Regions from separate parts of the Homo sapiens genome. Here all the other regions are linked to region 3. A link is an interaction called in ENCODE POLR2A ChIA-PET data of the cell type or tissue named here. Cell type or tissue: MCF 10A. All regions are shown on one strand. Region 1 has its middle 11 kb from the start of TMEM78. Region 2 has its middle 38 kb from the start of LINC02815. Region 3 has its middle 88 kb from the start of RHOU.

Evidence for each region. Peaks named below come from ENCODE experiments on the same cell type or tissue, not always from the same donor. Only the 100,000 strongest peaks of a DNase experiment are listed, where the experiment ranks them.
Region 1: POLR2A ChIA-PET joins it to region 3 with 7 read pairs; 1 of 35 experiments calls an interaction of 5 or more read pairs at or near these places.
Region 2: POLR2A ChIA-PET joins it to region 3 with 5 read pairs; 2 of 35 experiments call an interaction of 5 or more read pairs at or near these places.

The regions. Positions count from the first base shown.
Region 1 is chr1:229,236,512-229,240,511 of GRCh38, reverse strand. No RefSeq gene overlaps it. Among named protein-coding and RNA genes, the nearest start is that of TMEM78, 11 kb to the left of the region's middle. In MCF 10A, no CTCF peak of the experiment used is centred here; a DNase peak (open chromatin) is centred at 1,641.
Region 2 is chr1:229,190,444-229,194,443 of GRCh38, reverse strand. No RefSeq gene overlaps it. Among named protein-coding and RNA genes, the nearest start is that of LINC02815, 38 kb to the right of the region's middle. In MCF 10A, no CTCF peak of the experiment used is centred here; DNase peaks (open chromatin) are centred at 2,233 and 3,233.
Region 3 is chr1:228,645,504-228,649,503 of GRCh38, reverse strand. It overlaps a transcript of RHOU not described here, the pseudogene DUSP5P1, RNA5S17 and the pseudogene RNA5SP18. Among named protein-coding and RNA genes, the nearest start is that of RHOU, 88 kb to the left of the region's middle. In MCF 10A, a CTCF peak has its summit at 2,475; DNase peaks (open chromatin) are centred at 1,343, 1,763 and 2,493.

The DNA of each region.
Region 1 (4,000 bases), 590 kb before region 3:
GTACTGAAAGCTGTGTAAAGGCAATTCTCAATTACCTGTATGTTAGGTGCTGAAAGTGTCTAATTAAGCCAACTGTTTGGATCCTGGAATGTACTCTCCTAGAAACAATTGCGGTCAGGTCTCACCCAGCTCACATATACCTATTTAACCCACAGTGGACTGAAGTATTAATACTGTAGGTTAGCACCTGACGAGCATATGGAGGGAACATCATGGGTTCAGAGATATTGGTAAGATCTCATTGATAGAAACAGGAGGCAGAGAAATTCTAAGCAGACAGGGATGGGTCCCAGGTGAAACCCCACCTTCAAGCCAAAGTAGCCTGAAACCCACAGCCCAAAGTGATAACTTTTTTTTTTTTTTTTTTTTTTTTTGAGGCAGTCTCGTACTGTTTCCCAGGCTGGAGTGCAATGGCACCACCTCCGCTCACTGCAACCTCTGCCTCCTGGGTTCAAGCGATTCTCCTGTCTCAGCCTCCTAAATAGCTGGGACTACAGGTGTGCCCCATCAAGCCTGGCTAATTTTTGTATTTTTAGTAGAGATGAGGTTTCACCATGTTGGCCAGGCTCATCTCAAACAGCTGACCTCAGGTGATCCACCCACTTTGGTTTCCCAAAGTGCTGGGATTATCGGCATAAGCCACTGTGCCCAGCCCAAAGTGAGAACTATTCTCATTTGCCCACTCTCTCCTGATTGGTTCTTTATGAATAATGTCTTTTTACCAGTTGAATGTTGCCTTTTCCAAAACTACCTACGGCCCACCCCACTCCCATCCTGTGCCTATAAAGACTCCAGACTCAGTTGGTAGAGACAGATGGCTGAACTTTGGGGGAGATGGCCAGACTTCAAGAGAGACGGCTTGACTTTGGAGAGAGATGGCTTGAATTCTGGGAAGAGACAATCTGACTTTGTGGAAGGTGACCTGCCCTTCCCATCCCTTTTCCAGCTCCCCTCTCCACTGAGAGTCGTTTTCATTGCTTAATAAAATTCTCCGCCTTCACCATCCTTCAGTTCATCCATGTGATCTCATTCTTCTTGGACACCAGACAAGAGCTTGGGACCCACCAAGTGTGGGTACCCAGAAAGTCCATCACACTGGCCCTTTGCCCTTGCTGGTGAAGAGCAGCTGCCCCGTGTGGCAAGACAAATGGCCAACTGAGCTGCTAACACATAACTGTCTGCAGATGGGGGAACTAAGAGAGCACTGTAACACTCCCTCTGGGGTTTTGGGGTTGTGGGTGCCCCCACCTAGGCGCTGCCACAGGCCCCACATGGAGCTTGCTCCTGCTGGCACCCAGAGCAGCCAGCTGGATCCCACACTCATTTACTCATGCCTGGTCTGGCCATGGGCCCTGCATGGAGCTTGCTCCTGCTAGTGCCTGGAGCGGCCAGCTGGATCCTGCACTTGCTTGCTCATGTGCTCCCTCTTGCAAGGGGCTGAGTACAGTGGGCCAAGTAGATGGGGATCCACCATTGTGAGTCCCACAAAGGGGCCAAGAAAAATCCTGCATCATGATCCCACCTGCCTGGGAGAAGCATCAGAAACTCCATTTGCTCCCTGTCTCTTCCTTCAGAGACTTTCAAGACTTGTGGCTTTCAAGGTCTGAGAATCCCAGGGCAGGGCGCTCGGGAGGAGGAAGGGCTGGCTCTGGGCCTGAGGGATGTTGGGGAGGAGCTTAGCTTGGGACAGTGTCCTGCCCGGGCAACTACCAAGCTGCATCCAGTTCTCAGTTTGCTCCTTTGTGTTATTAAATATAATAATGTTTATTCTTTTTCTTAATCCAGCAGTAATGAGTATTCATTTTTGAAAACTTAGAAAACATAGATAAGCAGAAGGAAGAAAATTTAAATATCCCATATTCCCACCAGTTTGGTAATATAGGCTTCCAGTGTTTTTCTATCATTAAACAAAAATTATGAGAGGCCATTGTCTTAGACTGAGTTCCTGCACTAGGCTCCAATAGACCAGACCAAATCAAAATGAAGTTGCTCATGCTAAATGCCACATAATCAGACTAAAACTTTAAAGAAGCAGATAGATTTCCAAAACAGACCAAGTTTTCCTGCAAACAGGAGATTCCAGCCTTCCTGAGTCAGCAGTATATAAGGAAGTCCCCTCTGCTTTAACCCTTATTACAAAAGCAACCTGAAGTAACCTGATGTTAACTAATCAGTTTTTTCCTACTGTTCTATTCCTTGTTTCTACCTTACAAAACCCACGGTTCTGCCATTGCCTGGTGGAAGCTCTCATTCTATTTTGTAGAATGGAGGCTGCCCTGATTCATCGCCAATAAAAGTCAATGAGATCTATAACAAAATTTGTTGTAATTCTGTCTTTGACATTACACATATGTGTGCACATGTACAGTACCTATATATTCACACACTTTGCATATTGTTTATAATTTGTTCTTCATTAAACAATGGGTTGTGAACATTTTTCATGCCATTAAATACTTTTTTTTTTTTTTTTTTTACAGCATTTCAGAATGGATGGGTATATCATACCTTATTTAACCAGCATCCTATTGTTGGACTGTTAGGTTTTTCTATCAAAAATAACCCTGTGATGAGCCTCTTGAAATTGCTGTCTTTGCATGGATCCACTATATTTCCTTTGGATAATTCCAAAAACGAACAATGGGTGTGTGTGAGTTAAAGCGTTTAACTTATTTCCAAAGTAACTTCCATCCCCGTGTGTGAGAAGGCTCACCTGCGCCTTTCCACCACTGGCTGTTAAAAAATTTTGAAACTCTTTGCCAGACTGATAAATGAAAAATGTTATTGAGCTGTGTTTTTTTTTTTTTTCTGTATTGGTGAGCTTGGACATTTGTATATGTTTATTCACTCTTTTGTGAATTGGCTGCTTCCTTTCTTAAGTCACAGCACTTAACAATCCCTGGATTGTTTTGGCCATTCAAAACCAAAGTGAATGGATCCAGGTTTTATTACTCTTTGAAAGGTAAACACCTCGCTCCAGGCAGATAAACCTGCAGAGACCTTCCCAGGGCAATTAATTCTCTAACCCTCAAGGTTTGTCCATCCTTTGACCCAGCTGCCCGAATGTGCAGAGTCCCTAACATATTTCCTTGTCACATCCAGTGGGGACCAAGGAATCTCACCTGTTTGGAACTGTGAGCTTTTAGGTAATAGGAACAAGAAATAAAATTGGTCAGAAAACAATAGGAAATCATGGAAGGCTTTAAAAGCCAAGAGACCGAAAATATCTACCTATGGTTAACAGGTAATTGACTTATTTTGGTTTTTGACTATTGTAAATACACTTGGTGTGAATGCGCAGGTGTGTGTCCTTCCGTGGACACATGCATTCATTTTGTTTTGAGTATTTACCTAGGGGTGGGATTATTGGGTCAGAGTATAGGTGTATGTTTAGTTTGAGTAGGTAACGTCAAATAGTTTCTCAAGGAAACAACAAAAAAATTTACACTCCAATCAGCGGTGTATCACAGCTCCAGTTGCTTTAAACTCCACTGACATATGGTATTTCTGTCCTCTAATTTTAGTTTTTCTGTTAGGTTTTATATTTCTTTTAATAAGTTAATATGATTTTAGATTTTATATTTCTTTTAATAAGCTAATTTGACACCACATATAATATTAATGTTGCTTTTCCATTTTCATTTTGTTTAGTTTTAAAAATATGTCTTTTTATATCTTCTCTTACTGATCTATAGATAATACATTTTATAGAACTATTCTACTTTCAAGATTTTATACAACACTTTCTAATAAAAAAACTCTGGGTATATTCCTTTTATAATTATTTTTTAACCTTTTTTTTTTTTTGTTTTGAGAAGGAGTCTCACTCTTTCCTCCAAGCTGGAGTGCAGTGGTGCGATCTCAGCTCACTGCAACCTCCGCCTCCCCAATTCAAGCGATTCTCCCGCCTTAGCCTCCTGAGTAGCTGGAACTACAGGCATGCACCACCACGTCCAGCTAATTTTTGTATTTGTAGTAGAGCCAGGGTTTCACCATGTTG
Region 2 (4,000 bases), 540 kb before region 3:
CCCAAAGTGTTGGGATTACAGGCATGAGTCCCAGTGCCCGGCCGAGATCTTTTTTTTTTTTTTTTTTTTTTTTTTAAATAAAACTAACCACATTGGTGACATTCGGCAGCACTTGTTGCATTGTGGTCAACTTGTATGCCACAGTAACTTTTCTGCAAATGAATTTCAAGGGAGGAGTTTATTTGTAAACCTAATCCCATAATTTCTTGTACTTAAAGAAGAAAGTTCGAGTGAAAGCAGCAACTCCCTCTGTGGCTGCACCTTGCAGTCTTCTTGTGAGGCACTATTTTTATTCAAATTGTTATTTAATGTTGAGTGCATCTTCTCCGGGGCATCTTTTAGTGGTTCACAAAAAAGGAGATTTTAAGATATATTTCTGCCGGGCGCGGTGGCTCCCGCCTGTAATCCCAGCACTTTGGGAGGCCAAGGCGGGCAGATCACGAGGTCAGGGGATCGAGACCATCCTGGCTAAAATGGTGAAACCCCGTCTCTACTAAAGCTACAAAAAATTAGCTGGGCGTGGTGGCGGACGCCTGTAGTCCCAGCTACTTGGGAGGCTGAGGCAGGAGAATGGCGTGAACCCGGGAGGCAGAGCTTGCAGTGAGCCGAGATTGCGCCACTGCACTCCAGCCTGAGGAACAAAGCGAGACTCCGTCTCAAAAAAAAAAAAAAAAGATATATTTCACCATCGGCCGGGCGCAGTGGCTCATGCCTGTAATCCCAGCACTTTGGGAGGCCGAAGCGGGTGGATCACTTGAGGTCAGGAGTTCAAGACCAGCCTGGCCAACATGGTGAAACCCCATCTCTACTAAAAATGCAGAACGAAAAAGCTATATTTCACCATCCATACAGAACCTAACAAATGCTATAAGCCTAGACCTGTTGGGGACATCCTTACTTTCCTCTTGTATAATAAACCTCTCTGGCTACACAACGTATTCTAATGCTTGCTTCTTCAAATGCTCACCAACATTTGAACATGTGTCTTTCAATAGTAGCTATTAACAAAGGATTACATTTTAGTCTGTTGCTAAGTTGTTTTTCGTATTTTATTTCAGCCATTTTTTTTTTCTCTAGCAAGGAAATCTAATTCCCTAGTAGGGAAAAAATTGTGCATTTCCCAAATGTTAAGTGATGTTTTTAGTCTACTGTTATGAAGTGAGAAGATGTGAAAGAAGTTTTTAAATTTGTTGTTAAGTGCAGTGAGCTTTCAAAGTGGTGGATTAATTAAACATTTCCTCACTTTAACCATTGCTGAAGAACCTGTAAAGGTCTGTCCTTTTATGCATGTTCTCGTTTAGCCTGTCAATGTCTGGATGGTTTATGCTATCATTAGCCACTGTCACGGCACAACACACACATAAGAGAGATTGATAGTGGCTATAAATCCAGTCTTTACATCTTCTTGATGGTTTCAGTGTTTGTGGCTGAATGTTCGCCTGGTCTGATTCGATTGCCATTGTTTTATCTGTTATCATGGCTGTTGAAGAGCTTGTGTCAGGAGTAGGGAAAAGGCCACCATTGCTCCTTTCTGCTGGATCAGCTGGCTTTCTTGGTTAACTTTATTTTCCCTCTGCAGTTTCTTTGCAGGAATCTTTTATGCCTGTTTTGTAAGCATGAATCTGGTTAAAACTAGACAGTCTAAATGGACACAGGTAACTGCCTCACACAGCAGCAGTGGAAGGAGTGAAGGAGTGAAAAAATGAGAGCCACAGGCCACCACCATCCAGACCCCCAGGATAGCTGTGCATGGCGCCCAACCTGGGGGCCATGCACAGCTGATGTGTAGAGAAAGGAAGAGCAGCAGCAGTCACACAGGAAACAGCTAGAACTTAATTTCTTCACTAGGTAGGATTGAATTTCTAAGATCTCTTTCCATCTCCAGTAGATTGTCATGACTAGTTCTGAGGGACTTGTTTGGAGACCAATTCCTCTAAAAATTAGACCAAAGTACCTGTTTAGGACAAAGATAGAAAACATGTCTGATTTATGTATATATATTATATATATATTAAAGGCATATGGGTGTAGCCCTGTATGACAGATGCATTATTTAATAGTTTAATTGGAAACTTACTTTTTAAAAAACAAAATAGTCTAAAGAGATAAGGAAACATTGTGGTTTAAAGAGACGCTATGATAGATGACACCATTGTGTAAAAAAAAAAAAAAAGATCATTTCCTAATCATTGTGTTTCATAATTGTGGACACTTTTTTTGACTCAGACATGACATGGAGGGCTGAGTTAATCATACTTCTTGGCTCAGGGCACATTAATCATCATTGTTCTGCACAAGATTCCACCCTGGTTTCTAATTTTAATTTATTCATTCCTTTTTAGAGGTGTTTCCACTCTCATTTTCTTTCCTTCATGGGCAACCATTCCTCATGTTGGATCTATGTCTGTATCCATCTTTTCATTTGTAAACAAACATTTAGTTTAAAAACAATATAGTTTATGCATAAACTTTACATCAGTACAAATATTGATATAGTTTATAGGCCAGGATCGGTGGCTCACACCTGTAATCTCAGTACTTGGAGAAGCTGAGGAGGGAGGATCGCTTGAAGCCAGGAGTTTGAGACCAGCCTGGGCAACACAGCAAGATACTATCTCTAAAAAAATCTTTTAAAAATTAGCCAGGCATGGTGGCATGTGGCTGTAGTTCCAAGTACTTGGGGAGGTTGAGGTGGGAGGATCACTTTAGCCCAGGAAGTCAAGGCTGCAGTGAACCATGATTGTACTTTAGCCTGGGAGACGGAGCAAGACCCTAGCTCAAAAAAAAAAAAAAAGACAATAAATATATTTTATAAAACACATACTGTGATTTTGTGTGTGTGCTTTTCAATTTACATAAATAGTAATGTGCTATAGATGTAATTCTGTTTCCTTTTTTACTCAGCACAATGTTTCTCTGTCTGTGTTTTTGTGTGTACACCCAGTGTGTGGTTTCACACCACTGCATAGGATTCCACAGTGAGTACCCACCACATGGTATACGTTGCTTCACCTAGAAACAGGTATCTAGGTCCCCCTCAACTCCCCAGTACCAGGACCAAACTGGGATGAGAACATTCACACATTCATTCCCCTCTAGGACATCTGTGAGAACTTCCCTGGAAGATTTACATATATATCCAGCTCCTGAATACCTGCATACATAAATATACATATGAATGAGCTGGATTGCTGAGTCATGAAGTATGAGTATACCCAGATGGAATAACAACCACCAAGTTGCTCCCCAGAGTGGCTGCACCCGTCCACTCCATCCCTGCCCCAGCAATGCAATTAGCCTCCTGGAGCCTCATGCCCAGCTTTTGACTTGTTGCCAATCTCGTAGGTGTAATGTGATGTTTTGTTGTTTTATTTTTATTTTTCTGATAATAATGAGTTTAAATTTCTCTTCTGAAGGCTTGTCAGCAGTCCTTTGTATCTCCTCTCCTGTAAATTGCCTGTTCATACACTTGGCACCCTTTTTTTTCTATTGGGCTTCTCTGTTTTACGCTGTTGATTTACAGAAGTTCTTTGTACATTCTAAATTTGTGTCCTTCTTTGTTTTGGATATAGCACATATCTTGTCCCAATCTGTCACCACTCTGTGGCATGGCCCTGTAGGTCAGTGGTTCAGAACTTGGCTCTAAAGACCTGAGTTTGAATTCTGGCTGTGCCTGTTACCTATGGGACCCTAGGCAGATTAACCTCTGTGCATCTCAGCACCTTATGGTACCCACCTCATGGGGTTGCTAAGAATATTGAATCGGTTGATATTTTAAAGCACCCAGGAACACATAGTAAAGCTTGATGCATAGTATATATGAATGTTTGTTAAATAAGTACAAAATATTAACTCTGTCCTGGGGTTCTTGGTTGAAAAGAACTGCTAAATTCCAATGTTATTAATCAGTATTTAATTTCTGTTTCATTCTGTTTTGGGGATTCTTTTTAAGTTGTTCCTCTTCACTCCTAAGTCACAAAGTTATTCTCTTACATCATCT
Region 3 (4,000 bases):
ACCCTTTTAAGCGCTGTTTTGTCAAGTAATCAAAAACCTAATAAAAACAAGCAACAGGAACCACAGATAATTATCCTGATAAAATGTAAAATCTTTGTTTCTTAGACCAGTTATCAAAAAGGTAAAGAAATATCTCCAGCAATATGATTGCTTCAGCCTCCAGAAAGCACATTTAGAGAACCTGGAAGTCAAACCTGACGAAAAGGTACTTGAATTCAATAAGACAAAGGAAGAGTGTGTGCCCAAAATTAGTAATGTTTGCCATATTATAGAGGAATGTAAACAGGTACTCTAGTACCTTGAACAGGGTAATACATGGCTTTTAGAAAAAGTAAAAGCTGGTGGGCACAGTGGCTCACACCTGTAAACCTAGTATTTTAAGAGGCCGAGGCAGGCAGATCACCCGAGGTCTGGAGTTTGAGACAGGACTGGCCAACGTGCAGAAACCATGTCACTGCTAAAAATACAAAAACTAGCCAGGCGAGGTTGGTGCGCGCCTTTAGTACAAGGTACTCGGGAGGCTGAGGCGAGAGAATGGCTTTAACCCAGAAGAGGAGGTTGCGGTGAGCCGAGATCGAACACTGCACTCCAGCCTGGCCAACAGAGCGAGAATCCGTCAGAAAGAAAGAAAGAAAGAAAGAAAGAGAGAGAGGAAGAGAAAGAAAGAGAGAAAAAACAAATTTCAGACTATATGAAAAGCAATAATTCATTAAATAGGAAGAAACAGATCTCTAGTAGAAGTAATAGATTATAATGTGACTCTGTCTCAAAAATAAAAATTTTAAAAAAAAGAAAAAGTAAAAGCATGTGAAATTGCCGGCTCACATGAAACAATTCAGGTATGTCAAGAAAAACCGAGTTCAGAATCAAATTATTCTGAAAGAAAATATTCAACTGTAAAGCTGCAGTTCAGAACATGGTTGAAATTTTAAAGAAACGGCTCTGGGTGGGTGAAGCAAGAGAGGGTCTTGCAAGAGGGGCAGCAAGGGATCCAAAACAATCCCCCCGCCGCAAGGCAAAAGACCAGAGAAGATCCCAGGACTGTGGGCCCTGGGCGTTGACACCTCAGAGCACACCAAGTCCGGAGCGGCCCAAAGTCATGGAAGCTCTGGAGCTCCGGAGCCGGGGAAGGCCTGGAGAGTCGGCGGAATGGAGGCTGCCCGGAGATCCCAGAGCTTGGGCAGGGGAAAAGGCCTCTGGCACTCCCGCGAGGAAACAGGGTGGCGCCGCGGAGGTCCAGCGAGTGGCCTAGGCGCAAGCAATCACGGAAGGCTCTAAGAGGCCAACAGAAGGCGCAAGGCGGCGGGCAACGGTGCTTGGGCGTAGACACGGAGAGCAACCCAGCCAGACCTCCGGCGAGCGGCTCCCGGGTCCCGATAAGATCCCCATGGCACTGGATTAGAGGTGGCGCATGGAGTCGGACGGGCGTGGCTGAGCCGCGCCTTTGGGGCAGACAGGCTGCACTACCGGCGTCTAAGGCCATACCACCCCGAAGGCGTCCGGTCTCCTCTGATCTCGTGAAGATAAGCAGGGTCTGGGCCAGACCGCTACTTAGATGAAACGCCACTTGAGAAAACCAGGAGACGCAGGCTTGTTTAGACTTCAAGTTCCTCCCTCTTTACCGTTTGGTCGCCGTACTTCTCAACCGCACCGTAAATCTGCTCCCTCTTTTCACACGCCCAAGCCCACACAACAGCCCGGGACCGCTTAGTGTGGGCTAACCTGCAGCACAGCCAGGCAACAACATCACAACTATTCAGGATGGGCGGCGCAACACGATGAAACCGGATCCAGCAGAAACACCACGCCTCAGATCACTAAGGTGCAGGCCAGGATTCCCTGCCGTTCGCGGTGCCTTCCCGCTCCCGGATCCACCAGGCAATTCAATTCACTCATCCGGCGCAGTCGCAACCTTATAAACCGGGGGAAGGGGCGGGCAGGGGCAGCGGGTACCACAGACGCCAGCCAAGATCTCCGCTCCAGAACGCATGGACTGCTTTACCCGGGAGGAAGGACATTGCTTCGCCAACCACCAGGAAAACAGTCCCTGTGCACCCGGATTCCTATTGCCCCGCACTTCGTGTCAACTCCAGTACCGAGGACACGCCAGAGACCCAGGCCTCCGGACGCGCCCGGTACCACGGCTCCCGCCAAAAGGGCGGGCGCACTCTGCAAATCTCGGGGCCCACTGCACCGCACCAAGAGCACAGTGAGGTACCAAGAGCACAGTGAGGTGCCAAGAAAGAATGGAGCCTACGAAACCCACCTCCAAAGCAAGCAATTCATCCAAGAAAAAACCCGTCTCAGCGCTCCGTTGGTCCTCTCGCACGGGCCGCCTGGCCGCCCTGCTCAGGCACAGCTCAAACCCCTCCACCCTATTCCGGACTGCTCAAAAGGGGGCTGCCTACCGAAGTAGGGTGCTTCCTCTCTAAGGCTCAAACGTTCTCGCTCTCTAGCTCCCTCCTCCTCACTCTTCTGGGTTTCCCCCTGGACCTCGCGTTATTTCTCTAGCCTTCCCTCTGTACCTCTGTACTTCTCCCTTTCTCTGTCCCTCTTAGCCTCTCTCTCTTTACCTCTCCACCTCTCCGGTCTCTCTCGATCGCTGTCTCTCTCCCTCCCTCGGTTTCTATCTCTCCATCCATCTTCTCCTTGCTCTCCTTCAAGCCGTGTGTGTCTGTGTTTCACCGTGTGTGTGTGTGCGTGCGTCTGCGCACCCGTGCTCGCGTGCGGGTTCCGGAACGAGAACGAACGGGTGTGTCTGTGTGTGGGGGAGTGGATTTGCTCCTGGTGGCGGTGGGGTGTGTCTGGGTTTCTCTCAGGCCCTCTCACCCGAGATCAGGCCGCCGCCTCTAGTGCCAGCCCGGGGCAAAACAGGGCCACCCCCCGACCCGCTACACCCCACGCCCTCTTGCCCCCCCGGCCGGGTCTTGGTCGGGACAAGCGACCGTGGTGGGGGCGTTGTGAGAGAAAGGCCCCGCGCGGCTGGGCCGGCTGTTCGCCTTCGGCCAGCCCTGACGGCTCTGGGTGGGTGGGGCAAGAGGGGGCCTCGCAGGAGCCCCTGTGCGGCGAGGGATCCAAAACGCTGCCTCCGCGACAGGGCGGAGGACCGGAGGGCGTCCCAGGATCGTGGGCCCTGGGCCCTGACGCCTCGGAGCACTCCCTGCTCCGAGCGGGCCCGATGTGGTGGAAGCTCGGGAGCGCGGGAGCCGGGGGAAGGCCGCGGGCCAGCGGCTCGGGGGTCCCCGATCCGAGCCCCGCGGCCCCGGGCTGGCGGTGTCGGCTGCAATCCGGCGGGCACGGCCGGGCCGGGCTGGGCTCTTGGGGCAGCCAGGCGCCTCCTTCAGCGTCTACGGCCATACCACCCTGAACGCGCCCGATCTCGTCTGATCTCGGAAGCTAAGCAGGGTCGGGCCTGGTTAGTACTTGGATGGGAGACCGCCTGGGAATACCGGGTGCTGTAGGCTTTTTCTTTGGCTTTTTGCTGTTTCTTTCCTTTTCTTCCAGACGGAGTCTCGCCCTGTCGCCCAGGCTGGAGTGCAGTGGCGCCATCTCGGCTCACTGCAAGCTCCGCCTCCCGGGTTCACGCCATTCCCCGGCCTCAGCCTCCCGAGTAGCTGGGCCTACAGGCGCCCGCCACCACGCCCGGCTACTTTGTTCTATTTTTCCTAGAGACGGGCTTTCACCCTGTTAGCCGGGATGGTCTGGAGCTCCTGACCTCGTGATCCACCCGCCTCGGCCTCCCAGAGTGCTGGGATTACAGGCGCGAGCCACCGCGCCCGCCCGGCCTGCTGTAGGCTTTTGTGGCTTCCCCGCTGCCTCCCTTCCCCCCACAGTCGCCATGCTTCCCAACCTCCCCTGACTCTGCTCCCCCTTTACCGCCCACCTACACCCCCGCCGCAGCCGCAGCCGGGGTCCTCCTGCTGGGGGTCCGCCCCTACTGCACGCCGGCCCGGCAGCAGCATCCCACCGCTTCCGCCTCGCCGCCGCCCCGCCAGGAGCC